Linked DNA regions of Mus musculus: region 2 is linked to region 1. Evidence: chromatin contacts called from ENCODE POLR2A ChIA-PET data. All regions are on one chromosome and are shown on one strand. Each heading gives the region's core, a stretch centred on a gene start or an enhancer-like site at or near the end of the contact. The rest is flanking DNA. Distances are from core to core; before and after follow the strand shown. Region 1 holds the start of Prkcd (protein kinase C, delta). Region 2 overlaps Rft1 (RFT1 homolog).

The links. ChIA-PET counts read pairs that join two places held with the same protein, here RNA polymerase II (POLR2A).
Region 2: POLR2A ChIA-PET joins it to region 1 with 66 read pairs in Patski. The contact joins the enhancer-like site here to the promoter of Prkcd in region 1. POLR2A ChIA-PET finds 5 or more read pairs at or near these places in 4 of 5 experiments (Patski and embryonic stem cell).

Annotation. Positions count from the first base shown.
Region 1 is chr14:30,624,356-30,628,705 of GRCm38, reverse strand. Prkcd (protein kinase C, delta) reads left to right here and starts at 2,498. Exons shown (of 18, transcript NM_011103.3): 1 at 2,498-2,726.
Region 2 is chr14:30,664,127-30,668,496 of GRCm38, reverse strand. It overlaps Rft1 (RFT1 homolog), which reads right to left. Exons shown (of 13, transcript NM_177815.3): 6 at 1,681-1,818. Among named protein-coding and RNA genes, the nearest start is that of Rft1, 12 kb to the right of the region's middle. Within about 2 kb of position 1,377, at least 1 of the 3 ENCODE cell types and tissues checked has a DNase peak (open chromatin) inside an H3K27ac peak, as active enhancers do.

The sequences.
Region 1 (4,350 bases), core at 1,249-3,748:
GTTCCCCTTGCTAGTCACCAAAGTTGGGTTTGAAGATCATATGCAGGACACATATCTAGCACCTAAGACAAGGCCCAGTACTGGGTAGACCCCATCCCCAACCACCCAGTCTTCTTCATCTCCTTTTCCCAAGGCAGAAGGCAGCATGTGGGAAGAAAGGTTTAGTGGCTGAATCTAGAGCTCCCCAATGGCTGGCTCTCCCGCTGTGGTCCCTGGCACAGGGTAGGTCCTTTGTTGATGTTGAGGGAGAGGCTAGGTTGGCTGCTGCGGATCTGGAGGAGGAGCCAGATAGGGTGAAACCCAACTCCAGGTGGGCAAAGGTCACTTGAGCTCACCCCCGCACACCCTTTCCTTCAGCTCAAGAGTTTAGCTTTCCCAAGTAAGCTAAAGAATAGGGTCCCGGGGGCTGGTGAGATGGTTCAGCTGTTAAGAGTGCCGACTGCTCTTCCTAAGGTCCTGAGTTCAAATCCCAGCAACCACATGGTGGCTGACAACCATCTGTAATAAGATCTGACGCCCTCTTCTGGAGTGTCTGAAGACAGCTACAGTGTACTTACATATAATAAATAAATAAATATTAAAAAAAAAAAAAAAAGAATAGGGTCCCAAGCCAGGCGTGGTGGTGCACACCTTTAATCCCAGCATTCGGGAGGCAGAGGCAGGCAGATTTCTGAGTTTGAGGCCAGCCTGATCTACAGAGTGGGTTCCAGGACAGCCAGGGCTACACAGAGAAACCCTGTCTCAAAAAAACAAAACAAAACAACAACAACAAAAAGAATAGGGTCCCTTAGCTGATGGAAAGGGCATAGATGGGAAGAGCATCAGGGAGTCACAGATGGGAAGAGACACAGCAGAGACAGGTAGAGGAATGTTAATAGGAAATGACCCAGGAAACAGCATGCTTACAAGCCTGATGTGAGGCAGAAGGTTCCAGAAGGAATCCAATTTGCCCAGTCAACTTTGTGGGAAGAATCCACTGTCATGGGGTGGGGACAGTTATCAGGACTGGGGACTTAAATACTAATTTTCAAACTGGGTCCTCTTTCTTTCAGGGTAGAGGGAAGCAGCAGCCTTCCTCTTTCTACAGAAGGGACGAGTCATTGTGGTTTCCTCTCTCTAGCTCAATCCCCAATGTACATTTAAAATAAGGTTTGGAGCCCCACATCTCTGCCAGGGTCCCCCATCCCTGGAAGTTTCAAGCCTCCACGGGTGGGGCAGCACTTCTCTTTTTATTTTTTTTATTTTTTTATTTATTATATGTAAGTACACTGTAGCTGTCCTCAGACACTCCAGAAGAGGGAGTCAGATCTCGTTAAGGATGGTTGTGAGCCACCATGTGGTTGCTGGGATTTGAACTCCTGACCTTCGGAAGAGCAGTCGGGTGCTCTTACCCACTGAGCCATCTCACCAGCCCCTGCAGCAGCACTTCTCTTGATCTCAGTCGGCAAAGAGCTGTCTAGACTTCTATTCCTTCTAGGTAGTTTTCCAGAAGGAACTTAGGTATCTTGGGCTATTAGAACCCTCTTGTATCCTCCCAGGAAGAGTTCTCGTTTGTTTGGTTTTGTTGAGACAAGGTCTCTCATGAACAGGCTGGCGTCCACACTCTATTCTCCTGCTTTCTCCCCCTGAGCACTGGAGTATTATTCTGAGCCTCCATCTGTGGTTTACTCTGTGGTGGGGGTCAAACACAGCGCTCTCTGCGTGCTAGAAAAAACGATCATCTGCCCAGCCCAGGAAGTCATTTCTTTGGGTAAGTATAATGTAACAGCTTAGTGTTCTGGGCTTTGGGGACAGAAAAATGGAGTCCCTGGCTCCCATTTGGTGCTCAGACTTTGGGCCCAGGGGACCCTTAATGAGTGAATGAGTTACAGCTGACAATCAAATCCCTCTTATGAGCTTGACTGAGCAAGGGGAGCTCTGAACCGTGGGCTCAGGAAAGACAGTGAGATGGGGGCAGAGGCAATTCCCACAATTGTCTGAGGAGCAGTGCTGAGACAAACTGGCTAGAACCTCTCGCCCTGGAGACCTCCCAGCTCCTTCTCTCGGGCAGGACTGGAACCGGCAGGCCTGGCGGCGTGGCTCTGCTCAAGCCAGCAGGAAGAGGAATGAGGCCAGGCAAGGCGGGCCAGCTGGCCAGTGGGGAGTCCCGGGTGTGGGCGCAAGTAGTTGGGGAAGCCCCGTCGGTGCCTCCTGGGCTCCATTGTGTGTGCAGTGCTCAACCCCACCCCCCAACTTGGCCTCGGAGTCCTCCTCTATAAATTAGTCCCCTGAGATGGGATGGCCTGCGTGCCACTGGCAGGCGAGGCGCCACAAGAGCCAGAGACGGCTAACAGATCTGGGGACCCAAGGACTTGCAACTCAAAGAGGCTGAGACGCGCTGGACCCCCAGCTCACGTGGGCGGAGCTTCGAAGGGGCGGGCGCCCGTGGGGCGGGTCCTGAGTGGGGGCGGGACCGGGGCCGGCACCTGGGTGAGGTCGCGCAGCCCCTCCCCTTTGCACTTCCGTGTGCCGCGGCGCCAGAGCAGGAGGCGGCGGCCGCGGGGATCCCGCGAGCGGCCCGTGGACATCTACCCTTCGAGCCGGGACCCGGGAGGTCCCCACTGGCCTCCGGACCCGTCCGGATCAGACTTGTGCCTACCTCCCCGTCCACGCGCATCCGGGAGAGCCGCGCCACGAGACGGACCCCGGCTCGCCGGGACCCCTGGCGCCTGGCCCTGCGTCGGGAGGTGAGTGAGAGCTGGGCCCGGGCGCGGGGTCCGAGTTAACTCGAGGGCGCAGCGGCCTTTCTCCCCCTTTTCCTCGCCCGTAGTCTCCATTCCCCGCTTTCTTCTCTGGCTCCTGGTTCTGAAACTGAGAAACTGAGCCAGGAGCAGCCAAAGTCCCGCCGAGCACGGAGACCCGCCGGTGCCTCCATACCCTGGTCGGTCTGACCCTCTCTTCGACGGCTGGAGCCCAGGCCCGACTACTCCCAGCATCTTTAACCCCCTACTCCACCCCTGTGTGTCTTTATCCCCGCCGAGGGACCGTCCGATCTTCTCAAATCTCTCAGGGGACTCTGCACATTCGTCGGTCCCCACCCCCTCTTGCCTGGTCCTCTGCTCCCAGGCCAGGTCTGTTTGCCCCTCGCCGTCCGTGTACTCCGTCTCCCCACCCCCACCAGATCCGCCGTCCCCTCGACCCAGTCCTCCCAGAGCCGCACCCCCAGCCCACGCTCGCCTGCCCCTGCCAGTCCAGTCTCCGGTCCTTTTCACCACCGGGCGGAGGGCGGGCCGCCTGTCTCCCTAGCCTCCAGTGCTTGGGTCCCAGGCGGGCGGACTCTCACGGCGCCGCCTCCTTGCCCTATCTCTTCTTTCAGTCTCGGTGTCTTTCTTGGCTTTCCATCTGTCTCTGAGCTGGGCGTGGCTCCAGCCTCCACCATTCCCCTGTCCTCTCTGATCCCCCGTGTCCCTTCTCCGGGTGGTCTCTGCCTGGTGCTGTCAGTCTCTGTCCCACTGGAGAGACGCCACCCCCTCTGGGGGCCCAGTAAGGTGATGAGGACAGCAGTGACGGGAGTGCTCTGCCCTGCCGGCTGGCAGTGGAGAGGGAGCACCATCACAACTGCTCCCACTTCCCCAACTCTCTTATACAGGGGAGGGGAGAGAAGGGAGCCTCACTCAGCACCCCACTCAAACCTGGAGGACTTAGACTGAGTGGGGGAGATCCCTTTTTCCTTTGGCCGCTACCCTGGGCCCTCGGAGGAGTCTGGCTTCTGTTGCTGTAGTATCTGTGTCTGGACTTGTGAGTATAGTGTGTATCTTGTCTCTTTGTGTATTATTTGTCATAGTGGGACTTCCCCTGTGAATGTGTCCTTTTTCACGTGTGACTTGCATATACTTCATGGCTGTCTGTGTGTTCTGAGGCTTGGTGTGTGCCCCGTGCAACTTGGTAATCATGCCTTGTATGTAGAGGCTTCCCCTGTATATTTTGTGCCTTGGCTTGCTCATGTCTCTGTGTCCCTGTGTGTTCCAAAGGTCTGTGCATTATATCACAACAACCCTCTGGCCAGAGTACATTCATTCCTTTAATTGTGGGAGCCCACGCTATCGGTGTGCCGACCCCCTAGGCTTGTGTGTAAGCGTGCCTCTAATCATATTCGGTTCTTCTTCCTCTGCTACTGATCCTCTATGACCAAGCTGATCAGGGACAGAGGAGGGGACTGGGTTTCCTCGTTCCTGCTATGGATTAGATTGGGGTGTGGTGAACAGGCCAGCAGAGGGCGGCTGCTCTGTGTGTGTGTGTGTGTGTGTGTGTGTGTGTGTGTTTTGTTTCTCAGTGACAGTATCTTTGTACGATACTGTAAAGGCTCAGGTA
Region 2 (4,370 bases), core at 128-2,627, 41 kb before region 1:
CTGAGGCCTAGAAACGTCCCTTCCTGGCTATCTGCAACCTGAATCACACCAATCATGGAGTCAGCCGTTTCAGGATTGGGGCAGCTGTCCCAAGGATACAGGTGCAGGTACTCTCAGTTAAACTGTAACGTGCTCACACCACTGCCAATGGTGTTAGCCTTGCTTCAGATGGTGATACCGACTTGTGCCAGGCCACGGTTAAGCCTATACAGGCTCCATCTCATTAGGCCCTCAAAACCTTATAAGGAACAGGTCCTTATCACCCTTACTGGGCATGTAAAGAAACTATTAACAACTCAACAAACACTCCTTTCCAAAACATGCTGGAGAACAGAGAGGCTGGTCAATATGAAAAGCTGGTCAGGTCACAGTGGGCACTGGGAGACCCTAGTGTGGGAGAGACTCCTCTAATTTGGAATCCTAGCCATTTACACCCACAAATGAGACATAGTGGTGGCCAAAACTGTCCTGGGTTAAGGTCTGCTAAGAGCCAGCTGATGAGAACGGAGCACTCCTTGCTAACAAGTGAGAACACAGCAGGCTCTGACATCTAATACCTGGGCCTTCCTTACCATTGTGTAACAGGACTCCATGAATTCAGAGCCTCTGTTCCCACAGATCTGCTACCTTCTCAAGTAATCACAAAAGAGAAGTGAAGCAGATACCCTTCTACTACAAAGAAACAAACAACAAACCAGCAAACAGGTGCTGAGAAAAAGACAGGAGCCCAGCATGAAGCAGCTACGTGGTGTCCTGTCCCCTGAGAGGCTCTGGTTCCAGGCTGGCAATAGCACTGACCCCATCAGAGTGGGAAATGCAAGACAAACCGCCAGAGAGGGAAAAGGGGTCGAACATGATGAGGCTTCACTCCTGCATGCCAGCATCCAGCTTTCTCCTTTGGTCTGATGGGAAAGTAGTCATGTGAAATGCTGCCCCACTCCAAGATCAAAACAAAACAAAACAAAGCCAGACATTATCTTTCTTATCTTTCATACCAGCACTCAGGAGGCTGAGGCAGAATTGCAAGCTTGAGACCAGTATGGGATAAATAGCAAGACTTTGTCTCAAAAAGGTCCAAAATGAGACAACAACCACTGGGGGTTATCCCTGCATTCTCAGAATCCTGGACTGTCTCTGCCAGAGGTCAATCCAAGAAAACGGTTGGAGGAGAAGACACAGGAGTGGAACATGGGCACTGGATCCCCTGCGGACTGCTAATTGCGCTCTATCCTCACCCTGGACAGGTACAGCCTTAACTCAGCCTTAGCTCTTTAACCCTAATGCAGGAAGAGTGAAAATGTTAGCCTTCAGAGATGGAAGCACTGGATGACGCACGTGAAGGATTACAGAGCCCGGCAGTTTTTCTCTACTGGGAGAGGTGAGCCTCTGAGGAGATGTGGCAGTGTCTGGAGGTGCTGTAAGTGCTGGGCTGGTGCGGGAAGACCTACTGGCATCATGAGCCAGGAATGCTAAACACCCCAAGGTGCATAACAGTCCCTATAACCAAGCATGCCCTATGCAAAAATCACCAGTGCTAAGATTTGGAAATCCTGACCTAGTATGTGGCAAGCACTCAATAAATACAATCTGTAAATTTATCTTTCCTATTATAAAATAAGCCAGCTGCAGTTTCTCTATCTCGAGGAAAACCATCATCTGTGAACAAAATGCATTACTCACTCTGCTTCTTGAAATACTGGGCAACAGTTGTGTTACTCTGGAGACAGGAAGAGTTAGTTGCTTGGCTGATTCTGGGGAACGCAGTAATTGTATTAAATAGATGGCATAGCAGAGCACCAGAACAGTCGTGTAGAGAAGCTGAAACAAGAAAGCCGAGGGTTGGAATTGAACTGTTCTGAGAGGGGCATAATCACAACAGAACTATCAATATTACTCCAAGGTCAATCAAGGCATAAAAGTGTCCTAATTAACTGCACCCTCCAAAGCACAGCCCACCACTCAGAGCCAGTGCCACCGTGGCTCCTGTGCATAGGCTCTAACACTGGACTTGCCTGGAGAACACAACTTCCAAGGTAGACAGCCAGGAGCTCAAACGGCTCAGATGTCAGATACCCACCCAGCAAACTGACTCCAGGTGTCCTGCCTGCTGACAGCCGGGATTTGCCAACATTTAGGACTGGGTTTTCCATAAACCATGGAACTTGTGCCATTTATGATTACAAAGCAGAATTGAGCTACTGGCTCTCTCTCCTCCCCACCCAGGGCATTGGCAGGGTGACAGCTACTTCCAGCTCCAAGAGGAAAAGGTGGGGTCATGAGAAGGTCTACCTCACCCTCCACCCAACTGGGACAAAAGAATCGCCTTTGGTCAGAAGTAGCCAGCTAGCTTTTGTTTGAAGGCTAGAAATGAGTACCCAAATGGCCCCTTGCCACCAGCCCCCTTCTGAGAATGACAGTGCACCTTAGCTCCAGGACTGGGACCTCCAAATCCCTTTTTTTCTTTTCTTTTGATTTTTCAAGACAGGGTTTCTCTGTGTAGCCCTGGCTCTCCTGGAACTCACTCTGTAGACCAGGCTGGCCTCGGACTCACAGAGATCCACCTGCCTCTGCCTCCCGAGTGCTGTGGTTGGGGGTGAACACCACATTGTCCAGCCCAAGCCCCTCTTTCTACTTGTCTATACAAGGGAACTCCTGTCAAAAGGCACATGGCAGGGAAAGGGGTCGTCTTCGGTAGGCAGCTTAGTGTCCTATATGCTCTAATCTCAGTCATCAGCCGTCTTCACTCAGGCCTCAAGGCCTTAAGCAAGCAGTGGAAGTGGGAGCTGCTTACTCCCCCGTCCCACTCACTCCCCCATCCTTGTGGGAGCCACTCCCTCCCCCGTCCTTGTGATAGGTGTGCTTCTCCACCTCTCCTCACCTTCCTGCGGAGCTGAGTTCTGAAGGCAGGGAGCCACAACCACAGGATCCTCCTTTACTTCCATCAGGAGAGTCACATAACAACTGTTACCATTATAACCAGAGGACTCAGCGGCTTGTAGTACACTTACATTGTTGTCAAACCATTGACATGTCACCACTACCTAATTCCTTAACATTCTCATTACCCCAAAAGGAAACTGCACCCTTTAAGCAATCACAACTCATTCCCCCAGCACTTAGCAACCACTACTGTGCTGTCTGTGGTCCTGCCGTCTGTCTGTGGTCCTGCCGTCCTAGACACTATACACTCGTGGAATCATACAATGTGTGGCTTCTTGTGCCTGACTAGTTCTTTCCTTTAGTATGTTCTGTTCCAATCGTGGACCTCTGACTGTTCCGGAACTCTGTAGACCAAGCAGACCCCAACCTTGCCCTAGCCCTCCTGCCTCTGCCTCCAGATGCTGCGATGACATGTTTGTCACTATACATGGCAGTTCTTAGAACTGAATAATACTCCATTCGATGAATATACCAAATTCTGTTTACCCAATCATCAGCTAAAGGGCATTTGAGAGTGTCAACCTTTTGGCCACTGTGACTAGTGAGTGTTATGAATGTTCTCTTTGGTATATATACTTAAGAGTGGGATGCTGGCACACGCATATCTGTTTAATTTTTAAAGGGACCACTATACTGCACTTCACAGAAGCTGCCGTTATTTTATATGTAGACCAGAAATGTACTAGCTTCAAATTTTCATAACCTTACCTACAGCTGTTATTCTATACCCACCCTAGTAAGTATGAAGAAATACCTCACTATGGTTTTCATTTTGTTTATTTGTTGTTAGTCAGATTTTCTCTGTGTAGACCTCACAAGGTGACCAGGTTAGCCTTAAACTCCTATAATCCCACCTGCTTCTGCCTCCCAAGTGCTTGGTTTAAAGGCCAGGCCAGGCCTTCACTATGGTTTTTGATTTGCATTTCCCTAATATTATTGACCCTGAAATTTTTTTTTATGTGCTTTTTGTCCATTTGCTTTATACATTCTTTGGGGAAATGTCTGTTCAAATTCTTTGCCGGTTTCTAACTGAGTGGCTTGTCTCGTTTATTGTCAGGAATGAGCATTCCTTATTTACTCTAAGGCAAGTTTTATGGGCAGTTTAAGGAAGACTTTGGAGGCAGGATTGACAAGGGGACTCTCAGTGCCCTGGGTAGGGCTCACATGCTGCTATGAGTGTCACTGCCTGGTACACATTTGGCCATGATTGTCCTGTGGAGCTTGGAAAAGTCTCATGGCAAGGAAACAAATGCATTCAGTCATTTTCCCTCGTTGAACTATGACGCTACCATGGGTAGAAACTGTAACATCAGAAACACACAGCGCCAGCAGGGCGTGGTGGGGCAGAGGCAGGCAGATCTCTGAGTTTAAGGCCAGCCTGGTCTATAAAGTCAGTTCCAGGACAGCCAGGGCTGCACAGAGAAACTCTG